2 separate regions of the Homo sapiens genome follow, and region 1 is linked to region 2. The links are chromatin loops, found by intact Hi-C in ENCODE. Cell type or tissue: body of pancreas. All regions are shown on one strand.

Evidence for each region. Hi-C counts contacts between places; a loop is a spot of excess contacts. Peaks named below come from ENCODE experiments on the same cell type or tissue, not always from the same donor. Only the 100,000 strongest peaks of a DNase experiment are listed, where the experiment ranks them.
Region 1: it touches region 2 in a loop (2.1-fold over the local background); 38 of 110 quality-filtered maps call a loop at or near these places.

The regions. Positions count from the first base shown.
Region 1 is chr20:43,676,614-43,684,613 of GRCh38, forward strand. MYBL2 (MYB proto-oncogene like 2) reads left to right here. Exons shown (of 14, transcript NM_002466.4): 3 at 5,171-5,242; 4 at 6,181-6,273. Among named protein-coding and RNA genes, the nearest start is that of MYBL2, 14 kb to the left of the region's middle. RefSeq lists an enhancer at 1,297-1,987. In body of pancreas, a CTCF peak has its summit at 4,937 (motif pointing right); DNase peaks (open chromatin) are centred at 4,648, 4,978, 5,628 and 6,018; H3K4me3 peaks cover 811 bases; H3K27ac peaks cover 2,619 bases.
Region 2 is chr20:43,533,287-43,541,286 of GRCh38, forward strand. L3MBTL1 (L3MBTL histone methyl-lysine binding protein 1) reads left to right here. Exons shown (of 22, transcript NM_001377303.1): 13 at 56-132; 14 at 722-807; 15 at 998-1,108; 16 at 1,542-1,656; 17 at 2,551-2,650; 18 at 2,811-3,008; 19 at 3,123-3,172; 20 at 6,865-7,022; 21 at 7,467-7,529; 22 at 7,648-8,000. The coding sequence ends at 7,842. Among named protein-coding and RNA genes, the nearest start is that of SGK2, 22 kb to the right of the region's middle. In body of pancreas, a CTCF peak has its summit at 4,975 (motif pointing right); DNase peaks (open chromatin) are centred at 4,975 and 6,075; H3K27ac peaks cover 410 bases.

The sequences.
Region 1 (8,000 bases), 140 kb after region 2:
GCTACCTTGAAGATTCTTGCATAAGTCTTTTTGCAAATACATGTTTCCCTTTCTTTTGGGAAGATAGGTATGGTCATGGGGTAGGTGTATGTTTAGTTTTACAGAAACTGCCTTTTTCTTAATGGATTGTACCATTTTAGACTTCTACTGGCCTTTTTATTTTACCTCAGTTTTTCTTAGTGTCTTCAGTTCTTCAGTGTTTTTTGTTTTGTTTTGTTTTCAACCCATAGTTAACATCATAGATGTCTTTAATTTTAGGATTGGGTTTTTTTTTTTGTATTGTATTATTTGTATTGCTTTTGTTTTTTGTTTTTAAATAGAGAAGAGGGTCTTGCTATGTTGCCCAGGCTGGTCTCCTGGGCTCAAGCAATCTTCCTGCCTTGGCCTCCCAAAGTGTTGGGATTACAGGCAGAAGCCACCATGACTAGCTTGTTTTGTTTTTTCTAAAACTTGCTGTGTGAGTGGTAAACTCCTTTTAAATCATGAAAGATGTTTTTCCAGATGCGTGCTAAGCAAACCTTTTCTGCTCATCCTGTTGTGGACCAGGGACTATATTTGGCTCTTGTGGGCTTAGAAGAATAAACAAGACCAAGTTCCTACCCCAGAGCAGATTTCTCTCTGGAATGGAGAGATAAGACCGTGTGCAGGTCCCTGGAATGTGCTGTGGTCATCCGCGGCACCGGTAGGATCAGTGTCTGTTGGTGCTCACTGTTGTAGCTCTGGGCACCTGCTAATTGTAAGATGAGTGGATGGCAAGTACCTTTAGAAGGAGAGATTACTGCTGCCTGAAGAGGTTAAGGAAACTTATGTGGAGAAAGTGACCTTTGAGCTAAGGATGAGGATTTGGAAATTTAGCAGTGAGGGAAGACCTACAGTGTGCAAAAAGTGGGTAAGTCAGATCAGGAAAGGGGCTATAGGTGGAGAAAAGCCAGTACAGGAGGCCAGTTTGGTGGGAGGGAAGGGTCCTTGAAGGGGAGAAATGGTTGACGGAGATGGCCGCCCGGCCACCCCTACTGGGAAGTGAGGAGCCCCTCTGCCTGGCCAGCCGCCCCGACTGGGAGGGAGGTGGGGGGGTCAGCCCCCTGCCTGGCCAGCCACCCCGTCCGGGAGGTGAGGGGCGCCTCTGCCCGGCCGCCCCTACTGGGAAGTGAGGAGCCCCTCTGCCCGGCCACCACCCCGTCTGGGAGGTGTACCCAACAGCTCATTGAGAACGGGCCATGATGACAATGGCAGTTTTGTGGAATAGAAAGAGGGGAAAGGTGGGGAAAAGATTGAGAAATCGGATGGTTGCCGTGTCTGTGTAGAAAGAGGTAGACATGGGAGACTTTTCATTTTGTTCTGTACTAAGAAAAATTCTTCTGCCTTGGGATCCTGTTGATCTATGATCTTACCCCCAACCCTGTGCTCTCTGAAACGTGCTGTGTCCACTCAGGGTTAAATGGATTAAGGGCGGTGCAAGATGTGCTTTGTTAAACAGACGCTTGAAGGCAGCATGCTCGTTAAGAGTCATCACCACTCCCTAATCTCAAGTACCCAGGGACACAAACACTGCGGAAGGCCGCAGGGTCCTCTGCCTAGGAAAACCAGAGACCTTTGTTTACTTGTTTATCTGCTGACCTTCCCTCCACTATTGTCCTGTGACCCTGCCAAATCCCCCTCTGCGAGAAACACCCAAGAATGATCAATAAAAAAATAAATAAAGAAAGAAAGAAAGAAAGAAAAAAAAAAAAAAAGAAAGGATACACTGGGGCTGATTCCTCGAGGGCCTTGAATGTTGGGCTTAGAAGCTGTAGGATTGTTCAGCTCTCAATGCAGAGCCAGGTTAGCTTGGTTTTTGGATTGTTTTTTCTAACTCTGAACTGGACAAAGATGGAAGGTTTTTAATGCAGGGAGTGATGTGAATGTAGCCGGGCTTCAGGGGAGTTCATCTGCTGTGTGGGGGATCGATAAGAGAGATGGGTGGCCTGGCGCGGTGGCTCACGCCTGTAATCCCAGCACTTTGGGAGGCTGAGATGGGTGGATCACCTGAGATTAGGAGTTCCAGACCAGCCTGGCCAACATGGCTGAATCCTGTCTCTACTAAAAATACAAAAAATTAGCTGGGTGTGGTTGTGGGCACCTGTAATCCCAGCAATTTGGGAGGCTGAGGCAGGAGAATCACTTGAACCCAGAGGCGGAAGTTGCAGTGAGCTGAGATCGCACCATTGCACTCCAGCCTGGACAACAAGAGCAAAACTCCGTCTCAAAAAAAAAAAAAAAAAGAAAAAAACATATAGAGCACAGGCTGGGGCTGAGAGACCAGTGCTGAGGGAGTGGGAGAGGGCGCTGTGCCAGGCAAGCAAGAGGTGGCTGTGGAGAGGGCAGTGCGGGGATGGAGCTGACCACGTTGGGGAGTCCCAGGGTGGGTGGGAAGAATGTAAGTTTGGAAATGATAGTATCCAGGTCAGTTGTCAGGGAGAGTGGTGGTGCCAGAGATGGACTGGGGAACACAGAAGGAAGCAGGTAAGAGCCTGGCCAGGGCAGGGAGGGGACATGGTATAGGTAGGGAAGGGTGTCCTGGGCTGGCTCACCCAGAGAATTTATGGTGACTTTGCCCAGCCTGTGCTGGTTCTGGCCAAGCTGTAGTTGAGGGCTTTGATACCTGTCGTGGGCCACGTTGTGACCAATTTTTCTGTCTAGGAGCATGTATACATATATACACATATAAATTTGTATGTGTGACAAAACCACCTCACTTTAAATTTATCCCCTTTTCCTCCCCCTTAAATCTACCCCTTAACCATCTTTAACTTTGTAGTTCAGTGGTGTTAAGTATTTTCAGATTGTTTTGCAAAAGATCTCTAAAACTTTTTCATCTTTGAAATTGGAAACGAGGCTGAGTGTGGTGGTTTATGCCTGTAAACCGAGTACTGTGGGAGGCCGAAGCGGGAGGATTGCCTGAGTGTAAGAGTCCTAGACCAGCTTGGAAAACATAGCAAGACCCTATCATTAAAAACAAAACAAAAAATACCCACCAACTTGGTGGGTCACGGTGGCTCAGGCCTGTAATCCCAGCACTTTGGGAGGCCGAGGCAGGAGATTGCTTGAGGCAGTCTAGACCAGCCTGAAGAACATGTGAGATCCTGTCTCTACAACAAAAAAATGAAAATTAGCCAGGCCTGGTGGTGTGTGTCTGTGGTCCCACCTACTTGGGAGGCTGAGGTGGAAGGATCACTTGAGCCCATGAGGTTGAGGATGCGGGGTGGGCTGTGTTTGCACCACTGCACTCTAGCTTGGGTGACCAAGAGAGACCCTATCTCAAAAAAAAAAAAAGGATGGAAAACTGAAACTAATTAAACATGAATTCACTCTCCTCCCACCCTCCAGCCCTTGGCAGCTATCTTTCTACTCTGTTTCTGTGATTTTGACTATTTTATTTATTTATTTTATTTTTTCAAGACAGAGTCTTGCTCTGTTGCCCATGCTGCAGTGCAATGGCATGATCTTAGCTCACTGCAACCTCTACTTCCCGGGTTCAAGTGAATCTTCTGCTGCAGCCTCCCGAGTAGCTGGGATCACAGGCGCCTGCCACCACGCTGGGCTAATTTTTGTATTAGTAGAGACGAACTTTCACCATGTTGGCCAGGCTGGTCTCAAACTCCTGACCTCAGGTGATCCACCTGCCTCGGCCTCCTGAAGTGTTGGGGTTAAAGGCATGAGCCACTGCTCCCTGCCTGATTTTGACTATTTTAGATGCTTCCTGTGAGTGGAATCCTGAGTATTTGCCCTGTCTGGCTATTTGACTTAGCATAGTGTCCTCAGCTTTCATCCATGCTGTAGCATGTGTCAGAATTCTCTCGACTGAGTAATATCCATTGTTTATATGCATGACATTTTCTTTCTTTTTTCTTTTGTTTGAGATGGAGTCTCACTCTTGCTCTGTTGCCGAGGCTGGAGTGCAGTGGCATGATCTCGGCTCACTGCAACCTCCGCCTCCCAGGTTCAAGCAATTCTTCCTCATCCTCCCGAGTAGCTGGGATTACAGGCACCCACCACCACACCTGGCTAATTTTTGTATTTTTAATAGAGATGGGGTTTCGCCATATTGGCCAGGCTGGTCTCGAACCCCTGACCTCGTGATCTGCCCACCACGGCCTCCCAAAGTGCTGGGATTACAGGTGTGAGCCACTGCGCCTGGCTTGACATTTTCTTTATATATTAATTGATTTGACTGAGGAAAACTTTATATATAATTAACTACAACCATTTGTAGTACAATTCAGTAGAACCACCAGCACAGCCGGGCTATAGGACATTTCCATTGTCCCCAAGACATTCCTTGCCCCCCTTTGCTGTTCATCCCTTTCCACCACTGGCCTCAGACAACCACTTTTTGTCCCTATAGCTTAGTTTACATTTTCTAGAACTTCATGTGCATGGAATCATACGGCATGTACCCTCCTGTGTCTGGCTTCTTTCACACATCATAGTGACACTGAGATTCATGTTATCGCGTGAATTGGTAGTTCATTTCGGGAGGCTATTTTGATAGATACTAGCCTGTCTTCTAACTACTCTTGTTTTTGCCCAGACCTCCAGCTTCTAGTGCTGAATCACTGTCAGCTCTGGCCTGAGTTCAGTAATGACCTCCTTATGTCCGCTCGGCTCCCTTCCAGCCCCTTTCCCACCCTGTAGCAGGCAAAGAGAACTTTACAAAGTTCTCTTCATAGAACGTTTGACTGTGACCACCCACTCTTCAAACACATCAGTGGTTTTGCATGATAGATGGTTGAACTGATGCTGCGAATGGTCTGGCCCCTATGGTTCCCTCCAAAATCATCTTGGATCTGTTTTGCTTCCTCCATTTTAGCTATTCTGCATTTCCTTGGAACCTGTCCCTTAGTGTCCCTGAGTAGGCAGTCACCACGTACCTCTCCATATCTCCCAGCAGGGGGTGGCTTTACTTTTGTTCCTGTGAGCCTTCCATTGGCAGCTGGCTCCCTCCCATGAGATCAGGGGCAGCTCTTTTGCTGCCTGCTGCTGCAGCTGTAGTGCCTGGCACCTTGTACGTATTCACTTCATGACGGAATGGATGAACGAGGCTGTTCTTTTAGATTGGGCTCTGTCACGGGCAGCCCTGAGGTTTTCTGCACGTATGTGTGCTGAGCCCCTGTCTTTCTGGTGTTGGCAGGACGAGCAGCTGAGGGCCCTGGTGAGGCAGTTTGGACAGCAGGACTGGAAGTTCCTGGCCAGCCACTTCCCTGTGAGTACAGTCCTGCTGTGGCCCTCCCTCGGGGCAAGGGCTCTGGGAGAACAGTGTGCCTGGGACAGACTTTGCCAAGGAGGGGAAAAGGGAGTTCCTTACTCAGCCCCTGAAAACAAAACCAAATAAAACAGGGCAAATGGACCTTTGTAGGATCTCTCTTCCCAAGCTGGCATTCAGGGTACACTGCTGTAAACATCTTCCAGCTCCTCAGCATGCCTGGTGGTCTTCAGGCTCTGAGACATTTGCAGCATGTGGTGCATATTTGCATTTCTTCCTGTAAGTCAGGAGTGAACAGGTGTTCGGTTTCTCAACAGTGAGACTGAAACTGAGGGGAAGTGATGCTTTCAGCAGGCTTCATGGTGAGGCCCCTGCAGGGCTGGCAGGTGCTACCACATTCGAGTATTTAGAGCCTCCTGATGGTGAGGGGGTTCCCCTCAGGACCTCCTTCTCAGGCCCTCCCACCCCTGACCCACAGGTGTCTGGGAGGGAGGGGGTGTGGCAGGAGCTGCCATATGTCTTACTGCCTGGGCTGCTCAGAAAGCATGTCACCAGATCCTTTCCTGCCCCATTTCCTCATCTCCCCCTCTTCTGTGTAATCTGAACTCTTCAGGGAATAAAAATGCTCTCCTAGAAAAAAGCAGGGGTCCCTGACGTACAAGGAATTAAAGACTTGTGATGGTGGCCCCTTGTGTTCGGTTGGTAGGGAGCGGCTTCCCACAGGGGACCGAGTTTGCCCTCTCGTGTAGCAAAGGGAAACCGCCCATGTTCCGGCATGTGGGCTTGCAGTGAGTGGTGGCTGCATGGAACAGGACACACCTACCCAAGGTGTGCCTAGTCCCAGGCCATAGGCCCCTGAGCCTAGTACTTAACCAGGCCCCCAGCCCGAGGTCCCAGAAGTTCTCACAGATTGGTTTGTTCTTCTGTTCTTTTCCCAGAACCGCACTGACCAGCAATGCCAGTACAGGTGGCTGAGAGTTTTGAATCCAGACCTTGTCAAGGGGCCATGGACCAAAGAGGAAGACCAAAAAGTAACTGCTGGGACAGTGCCTTGCACACAGTGGGTCTTCACCCACCAGTGTACCTGGGGACTGTGAGATTGCCTTGTGTTGGGGTTGGGGGTGTCAAGCTGAGCATTGGGTGTGAGTTGTCTACCAGCCAGTCTGGACACTCTTATGCTGCCCTGGCTCCAGCCCTGAGATTCCAAGTTTCAGAGTGTCTCCAGGCTTCCTCACTCATGGTCTGAGGGCTATTGGGCTGATTACTCGGCTTCTCTTGTTCCACCCATGGAGGGGAGCAGTAGCAGTGCAGCGTTGTCATGAGAATTAAGCAGGTGATGCTTGTAGGGGGCTTGCAGGTTCTGTACATTTGCTCTCAGCAAATGGCAGCTGCTGCTATCCCTGATTTAATGATGATTGCACCCTGTGACCTTCACAGGGCACAGATGCCTTCTTTTGATCGCCACAGCAGTCCTGTGAGGTGGGCAGAAGTTGTTAGTCCCATTTTATAGATGGAGAGAGCAAGGCTCAGAGAGGTTGGGGATGTCCCCAACCTAGAAGAGGCAATAAGTGCCATGACTGCCTGGGGCTACCTTGGGAGTTCCCTCATCTCTTCTCCTCGATACCAGCCCAGAGGATGCCATTCCACTGAGGCAGGCATGGCTTATGAGAAAGAGGGAGATGAAGGGAACTAGGCATTTTTTTTTTTTTTTTTTTTGAGACGGAGTCTTGCTTTGTCGCTCAGGTTAGAGTGCAGTGGCGCGATCTCAGCTCACTGCATCCTCCGCCTCCCGGGTTCAAGCGATTCTCGTGTCTTAGCCTCTTGATTAGCTGGGATTACAGGCACGTGCTACCACACCTGGCTAATTTTTTTGTATTTTTAATAGAGATGGGGTTTCACCATGTTGGTCAGGCTGGTCTTGAACTCCTGACCTCGTGATCTACCCGCCTCAGCCTCCCAAAGTGCTGGAATTACAGACGTGAGCCACCGTGCCTGGCCTGGAACTAGGCGTTTTTAAATTAATTTTTTTTTGAGACGAGTCTTACTCTGTTGCACTGGCTGGAGAGTGTTGGCTAATTTTTTTGATTGATTGAGGCGGGGGTTCGCTCTGTCACCCAGGCTGGGGTACAGTGACATAATCACGGCTCATTGCAGCCTCGACCTCCCAGGCCCAAGCAATCCTCCCACCTCAGCTTCTAAAGTAGCTGGTGCCACATGTGCCACCATGTCTGGCTAATCTTTTTGAAAAATTTTTGTAGAGAGAGTATCTCACTATGCTGCCCAGGCTGGTTGAACTTCTGGGCTCAAATGATCCTCCCACGTCAGCCTCTCAAAGTGCTGGGATTGTAGGTATGAGCCACCATTCCTGTTCTTTTTTTTTTTTTCCTTGTTAATTTTTTTGAGACTGAGTCTTGCTCTGTCGTCCAGGCTGGAGTGCAATGGCGTGATCTTGGCTTACTGCAACCTTCGCCTCCTGGGTTCCAGCAATTCTCTGCCTCAGCCTCCTGAGGAGCTGGGATTACAGGCGCCTGCCACCACGCCCGGCTAATTTTTGTATTTTTAGTAGAGACAGGGTTTCACCATGTTGGCCTGACTGGTCTTGAACTCCTGACCTTGTGATCTACCCACCTCAGCCTCCCAAAGTGCTGGGATTACAAGCGTGAGCCACTGTGCCCGGCCTTTTTTTTTTTTTTTTTAATTTGTAGAGACAGGGTCTTCCTATGTTTTCCAGGCTGGTCTTGAACTACAGGGCTCAAGC
Region 2 (8,000 bases):
GCAGGCTCAGGGCCTCAAGTTTCTCTTGGGACAGTGACATGTTCTTGGATTTCAGGTGTGATCCCAGCAGCCCCTACATCCACCCAGTGGGCTGGTGCCAGAAGCAAGGAAAGCCCCTCACCCCTCCACAAGGTGACCCTGCAGCCTGAGCAAGCCCCCTTTCCTAAGCCTGGCTCTGCTTCCCTCTCCACTGACCCCTCACCAGTAGTGCCCCAGTAGCTGGCTCTCTAGGGTCAGGGTGAGAGAACAGACATGTCCTGAAGCCTCAGCTTCTTGGCCTGGGAGTTGAGAACCCTTTGATTTTAGGAGACTCCTGTCAAACCCTGACTCCACTGGGGTTTAGGGGAAGAAAGTTACATGACCATCTCAGCAAGGAAACAGGGAATCAGAAGTAAAGAAAATGAGTCCTTCATCCTGGGAGTATTGCATTGGCCCAAATACAGTAGAGATTCAAATGGGGCTGGGGTGGGAGCAACAGGCCAAGAGTGACAGGAGTCAGGGTTCCCAGACAGCCCTGTGAACTATTAGGGTGGTGCCTTGCTTGGTTCTACTAGCACCCATCTGCCTGAGGAGCCCAGTGCAAGGAGCTGGCTGTGGTGATGGTGGGAGAGATTCTACTCCAAGGGCTTCTGTCCCTTCCATGTTCCTGGTCCTGCTTGGGGGCAGAGGGCTTCCGCAGTACACCTGGGTGGCTAGACATTGCTCTCATCCTCTCCTCCAGACTACCCAGACCCTGATAACTTCTGTTGGGAGAAATATCTGGAAGAAACTGGGGCCTCTGCTGTCCCCACCTGGGCCTTCAAGGTGGTGAGTCAGTGCTCCCTGACCCCAGAGCTGAGCTCAGAAAGACATGGAGCACTCAGCTAGCCAGGCTGGGGCCCTAGCCTTCCCCTTTGGGCAGGCCCCAGTTTCCCCAGGCACAGCATTTGGGCTCCCTCTGTGGGGCTCAGCTCTGCTGAGCTGCGCCTTGCCCTGAAGGCAGCTGTCCCCTCTGCAGCGACCCCCTCACAGCTTCCTGGTCAATATGAAGCTGGAGGCTGTGGACCGCAGGAACCCAGCCCTGATTCGCGTGGCCAGCGTGGAGGATGTGGAGGACCATCGGATAAAGGTGGCTCTGGGACCCTAGGGCTGGGAAGTGGACAGGCCAGTTGGGCAGGAATTCTGTAGACTGTTTAGAGGTCAGGGGCATCATGGCATGAGAGAGATGAAGCCAAAGATCTTGAATCTCATTCTTGCCTCATCTGTGACTTATTTTTGTGGGCTTGGACAAGTCATTTTCCCTCTCTAAGCCTTACATCATCTGTAAAATGGGCCTAATAATCCTCGTCCCACCTAAGGATTGCCAGTGGGAGATGCCAGTAACTTAATGAGTGATGCCCTTGGAAAATGTGGTGGCCAAGACAGATTATTGCAGGGTTGGCCCCTTGGTTCTTTCAATCCAGGATCTTGCTTCTGACAGGTCCCAGGGATGGGGAGAGGACCTTCTGGCTGAGCTGGGCTCCATGAGAAACGCCTGACTTCCAAGAGCCTTTCCTCCCCAGATCCACTTTGATGGCTGGAGTCATGGCTATGATTTCTGGATCGACGCTGACCACCCAGACATCCACCCTGCCGGCTGGTGCTCCAAGACAGGACATCCCCTGCAGCCTCCTCTCGGTGTGTACCCCTAGGGCACTCTGATCTTTTCCTTTCCCCCCAGGTTCTGACAATCCTATAGTTTGCCTACAGAGCTCTGACTCCCCATGCCCAAATATGACACAGAGGGCTCTGATGCCTACCATGAGTTCCAGAATCCCCCATCTGCCCCACCCCCGGACCATCTGCTACACTAAGCAGTGCTTCTGGCTACCCCAGTTGTCGGGGTTTGGGGTGTTGAGGTGCAAAGGGGCAAGCTCACTTGGTTGCATGTGCTTCAGAGGTGGTCAGGCACCCAGGGATTTCTCTCAGCATCTAGCAGAGCCACACTGAGCGTGCACTGTTTGCTAAGGACATGATGGCTTCCTAAAGTAAATTCTGATTGTCTGTGCAGGCAGGGGTTAGAGTTCAGGTCACTGGGCTGCTCAGCCCCATTTTCACCCTTAGGATTTCCCTTCCTTATTTCCCTGCTGCAACCGTGTTTGTCTCACATGGGGTGTTGATCCTTCTTGAATGTTCTCCAAGCATAGGCAGAGCCTTAAAAAAGTTACCAAAGTCTTGGGGATGAAAACAAGAAAAAGAACTGAGAGTGACATGAATCTGCCAGATGTGGCTTCTAAGGTATGGCTACACCCAACCAGCTCTGAGTGGCTCTTCTCCCCCAGAGTTCTCTCAGAGACTGAGGGCATAGCCTGCAGGTTTCAGCAAAGTATTAACATATGAGAGCTAAGCCCTCCTTACCCAGAGAGGGGCAGATATCCAGTAACACAGAATGGTGTCACAGCCAACGCAGGGCCCTCATCCTTGGGGAGTGGGTTTCTAGTGCTGATCTCCCCAGTGGAAACTGCTCCTTCCGTGCCCCACACTCCCCACCCCCAGGACTCCATGAGGACCGCCTCCTTTCTGCTCTTTTAGGACCCAGAGAGCCCAGCTCTGCCTCCCCTGGGGGCTGTCCCCCTCTCAGCTATAGGAGCCTGCCCCACACTAGGACCTCCAAATACAGCTTTCACCACCGGTGAGTGAAGGTTCCTGGTGAGAGACCCTCAGCGTTGTTTTGCACTTACTGCATGCAGGCGACTGGGGTCCACCAAAACACACTCCAGCTGGGACCAGGGCTGAGGAGGGCTCAGCGGGGACCAGTGGATTAAACCCAACTGAAGTCTCTTCTTCCCCAGGAAGTGCCCCACTCCTGGTTGCGACGGCTCTGGCCATGTCACAGGCAAGTTCACAGCTCACCATTGCCTCTCAGGCTGCCCACTGGCTGAGAGGAACCAGAGCCGGCTGAAAGCGGAGCTGTCTGACTCGGAGGCCTCAGCCCGCAAGAAGAACCTCTCAGGCTTCTCCCCAAGGAAGAAGCCTCGCCATCACGGCCGGTATGGAGGCCAGGGAATCAGGGCCCGGGCTTCCTGGGGGTGTGGGGCCTTGTAGCCTCTTGGACTGGGCCAGACACTGATTCCCTGCCATGGACCTGGTCCGTCTTTCTCCAGAATTGGACGCCCTCCGAAGTATCGAAAGATTCCGCAGGAAGATTTCCAGAGTAAGTCTGGGTTATCTGCTCCTATGTCCTCCACCACAGAGTGTTCACAGCGAGTGCTCTGTCATTGGTGGGATGAGACAGATTTCCCAGAGTGGGAGAAGCTAGAAGGAGGGCTGTGCCTCTTCGTTTGAGATACTGAGAGCACAGAGCAGTGGCAAAAGCAGTGGAGGGGCCTTGAGTGACCTTGGGTTCCAATCTCATGTCCCCCATGGCCTTGCTGTGAGTCTGTGGGGAGGGTACAGAGCTTCTCGGGGCCTTTGGTTCTCACTGTGCAGCAAGATGATGCTCCTGCTCTTCTCTGATTCTAGGCTTCCTGGGAAGGAGGCCATGGCCATCACTTTCTACCTGTGTGATCTTAAGCAAGTCACTTAACATCTTTGAGCTTCAGTTTTCTCACTTGAGTAACTGGATAAAACCTGCCTTTCCATTGTCAATACCTGAAATAACAGTGGTTACTACCACTGCTTACTGAGCATCTACTATGGGCCAGGCACTATGCCAGGTTCTTTACACATACTGTGTCTAACTCTCACAAGAGTTCTCTAACATGTATATTGTTCTTCTGTGAGAGGAGGAATGTGAGTCTCAGAGGGTGATGTCACTTGCCCAAGGTCATTCACCTTGTAAGGGGGAGAGCTGGCATTCCAACTCGGATCTGGCCTGACTCCTCCTGCTGCATGCTGCTGGTATAAGAGACATAAAGCACCTAACCCAAATGTCAGTTCACTTCTCACTCCCCTTGCACTAGCGTGCTTGCTGCTGTAACAAAAATACCATAGACTGGGTGGCTTACACAATAGAAATTTATTTTCCACAGTTCTGGAGGCCAGAAGTCCAAGATCAAGGTGTTGGCAGGCTTGATTTCTTCTGAAGCTTCCCTCCTTGGCTTGCAGATGGCTGCCTTCTTGCTGTGTTCTCACATGGTCTTTCTTCTGTGCACAAGCATTCCTGGGGTCCCATGATGTGTCCAAAGTGTCTCTTCTTGTAAGGATACCAATTGAATTGGATTAGGGCCCATCCTAATGACTTCATTTTAACTTAATCACTCTTTAAAGGCCCTTTTTCCAAATGCAGTCCCATTCAGAGGCACTGGGGGTTAGGGCTTCAGCATATGAATTTTGCGGGGACACATTTTAGCCCATAACATACTTCAGCGGGAGGGGCATAGTGGCTGAGCCCTCCCCTAGGTGGTGAATTCATCTTACATCTTCAGCCACTAGTACAGGGCCTGATGCACAGCAGGGACGCCTCAGTTGAATGGAATGCATGTCATTTTAAGGCTAAAAGAGACCTTGAGAAATCACCTGGTTTAGTGCACCTTGGCGAGACCCAAGCTGTCCCAATTCTTCAAGAACAGTCTCTGTAACCTGGGCAGTAAGTAACATAGTGATAAAAAGCATAGCCCTGAAGTCAGACTACCTTTTACAGGCTGAGAGATCTTGGGTGGGTGACACTCCTCTCTGAGCCTCACCTTCCTTATCTGTAAAATGCTGATAATAATCGTACCCACCGTATGATGTGGTGAGAGGCTTAACTGAGATGTTCCATGTGAGGTGCTTAGCACAGCTCCCTGCCAGTATTATTAGTCTGAGTCTCTTGCCTCACTTCCTCTTGCTGTCATCTCATACTGTTTCCTCTTTGTGGGAACAGAAGCAGTTTCTTCAGCCTCAGACCTGAGTGATGAGGGTCTTGGCCAGCACCTAGACCCTCAGAGTAAGGACTCCTAAGGATCAAACTGCAGTGGGCACCTCTTGTACCCATCTGTGGTACCCATGGTCAAGTCCACTGCAGGACCAAGTTCTGACCACCAGAGGGCACTTGCCTACTGTGTTCATCCCAGAATTAGGCTGTAGAATTCTTGGGAAGCTACATCTTTCCAGAGGCTGAGACTATGTCACGGAACTGGCAAAGAAGGGCTCACCCAGATCCTTGAGGCACTTCAAGGATAGAGCAGGGGTCATTGCCCAGGTCTCACTTCCACAGGGCACCCCTGCTCTTCTAGCTGGCCTGTCACCCAGAAGAGCCACTGGTCACTCTGGGTTTTGTTCCAGAGGCAACTTCTTACATACTGGTGGGTAGACCTCCTTAGTGTAGGCTCTGAGGTTTGCTGGTGAACAATTCCATAGGAAGATCTGCCCGGAGAGGACAGGGCTTGGCTGGGCTTAGTCTTTAGGCCTAGGAGTGTCAGCTACTGAAGGAACTGAGGAGCCATGTCTGACCTGCAACTGGATGGTCTGCAGTTAGATAAGACACTGTAACTGCTGGTAAGCACTCCTGGCCTGTGCTCTTCCCTGTGCTCTGGGGAAGAAAGATAAGGAGAAAAGCTCCCTACAAACTTGATGTTGTCTCCCAAACCCCACCCCAGGGTATGAAACCCAGATACAGGGTTTCAGAGAGGGAGTACCTGGGTGTACCAGAGGCCAAACCTGTGGCCAGGTAGATGAGGTGCTAGTGGTGCTAGCTGTCATGAGAGATGCTGAGTGTGCCCCAGACGGGCCATGAGAGGAGCTGGCTGAGCAGGGAGATGGGGCTGTCTGGGGTATGGGCAGGTATTAGGATTTCGCTGATGAACAGAGAGAGCAGCAGGAAGGCAGTGGCACAGAAGTGTGGTTGGTAGGGCTGAGGATGGAATCCCAGAGGCTTTGTGGGTGAATGGAGGTGGAAAAGCCAGGCTGAAAGGCTGACACTCAGGGAGAGAGGGCAGGACAATCTGTGACCAACAGGGAGGGTCTTTGACAAGAGGGCACTTGGAGGTGCTGCATTGATGAGCATCTGGAATTAGCACCAGGAGAATAAAGAGCCAATGCTCCTGGACCATGGACAGAGGCTGGGAAAACCCCTTGGGAAAGTGGCCACATTGCACAAGGCCGGCCAAGGCTGACAGCAGTGAGTGGGGCCAGGTTTGTCAAAGCAGCCAGAGGGGGATGAAGTCCAAGTTGGCACGTGCCAGGCCCCACCAAGGGGGAGGCCAAGCTGAGCAGCATCGGTCATCAGCTCAGTACAGCTGCTTGAGGTAGGAGGTTGGGGCCAGTGATCCCAGAGGCAGACCAGGAAGCAAAGCCACAGGCAACATGGAGCTGGGGAGTGGGTCAGGGATCACCCTCTAGTGCTGGCATAGGCAGTAGTACAGACCGGGCTGGTGGAGGAAGGGGAGGAACTGGAGCTTGAGGCAATGGCAGTGGCCAGAGGGGTGGTCTTCAGCCTGGTCAGGGGGACTGTGATTCTGAAGCAGAATCACCCTGGCTCTGAGAAAGTTGGTCGTGGCCCGGAAGGACTCATGAGAAGAAGAGTAAACAGAGTGGACTTCTGACATCAAGGCTGAGCTTGTTTGGATGTTAAGGACCCTTTTGATGGTTGGCATCTAGAAAATTATGTCTTTAGAGATGCTGCAGCAGCTCCAAGAGAGTATCCTTGCAGGGCCCAGGGTGGTGCAGCCTCAGAGAGACGGGGTGAGGGTCATTCCGAATAGCTGACCTGAGAGTCTTTAAGAGAGTCACTTTACCAGCAGGAGTGAACACTGTGTGAGGAGTCAGGAGATACGGCTCACCCTCTTGACTCTACAGGCTGTCAGAAGGGGCCCGGAGTCCTGTCTACTCTGCCAGCCAGTCTCCTGAGTGGTGTGGGTATGCATGGGCTTCGGGAACAGTTTAGTCATCCTCGTTGGCCTGCCAGCCTCTGCCTCTGCTTTCCAGCCCTCACGCCCGATGTCGTGCACCAGTCCCTCTTCATGTCAGCCCTGTCGGCCCACCCTGACCGCTCACTCTCAGTGTGCTGGGAGCAGCACTGCAAGCTCCTGCCAGGAGTAGCGGGCATCTCAGCCTCGACAGTCGCCAAGTGGACCATCGATGAGGTGAGGAGCGAGGGCCCTTCTTTATCCTTCTCTTCCTCTCCTCCTCCCTCTCACCATACCCTGGTGGAAAGGCCCAGGTCAGGTAGAACCCGGTACCACTCCTGGCACTACCTCTTGCTCATCTGTCCTGTGCACAGTCCCTTCTAGCTGCCCAGTAGGGGCTGACTGAGACCCTTCCTGATAGGTCCATTATGGCAGAGGGGGCGGGGGCTGTGCTGCTGTTTCAGCCAGAAATCCAGCAGGAGAGGCAGGCTTCGGTCCCAGGCCTCAGAAGCAAGGGGCCCAACTTGGCACATCTGCCAGCATAGAAACCCTAGGATCCTTTTAGGCTGGTGAGAAAAAGCAGCATTGGCACAGCTCAGAAGCACCTAGGCTGTGGAGGCCAGCTCTCCCTACATGCCTAAGCTCTGTCCCCTGGTCAACATGTCATCTTTGGTTTCCAAGGTCTTCGGCTTTGTTCAGACCCTGACAGGTTGTGAGGACCAAGCACGCCTCTTCAAAGACGAGGTAAGGTGCAAGTGCAGAGTGGGAGACAGAGCCGGGGTCACTGTCCTTAAGACGGCAGGAAGCAGGTGCCCTCCCCAGCGTCACTTCTGCTAAGGAGGGACCCGTGTTGCCCCACCAGGCAAGAATAGTCAGAGTGACCCATGTATCTGGGAAGACTCTAGTCTGGACTGTGGCCCAGCTTGGGGACCTTGTGTGCTCAGATCATCTTCAGGAAGGAAAAGGCATCCTGGAGACAGGAGTCCATTCACTCCTCTGCTCTCTACCCACTCATTTGCTTGCCAAACTTAGCTTTGCCAGTGATAGTCAATATTAAAGTGTACTTTTTTCCCCTTTAATCCAATATAGTTGATAATTAAAGTGTATTTTGAATGACACAGATATTGTGATTTACTGCAAGGATCCTAACACACACTTAAAATCAAGAGCCAAGGAGTAGTGAGTTGTAGATAAAAAAAGAATGTCAGCTTTGGA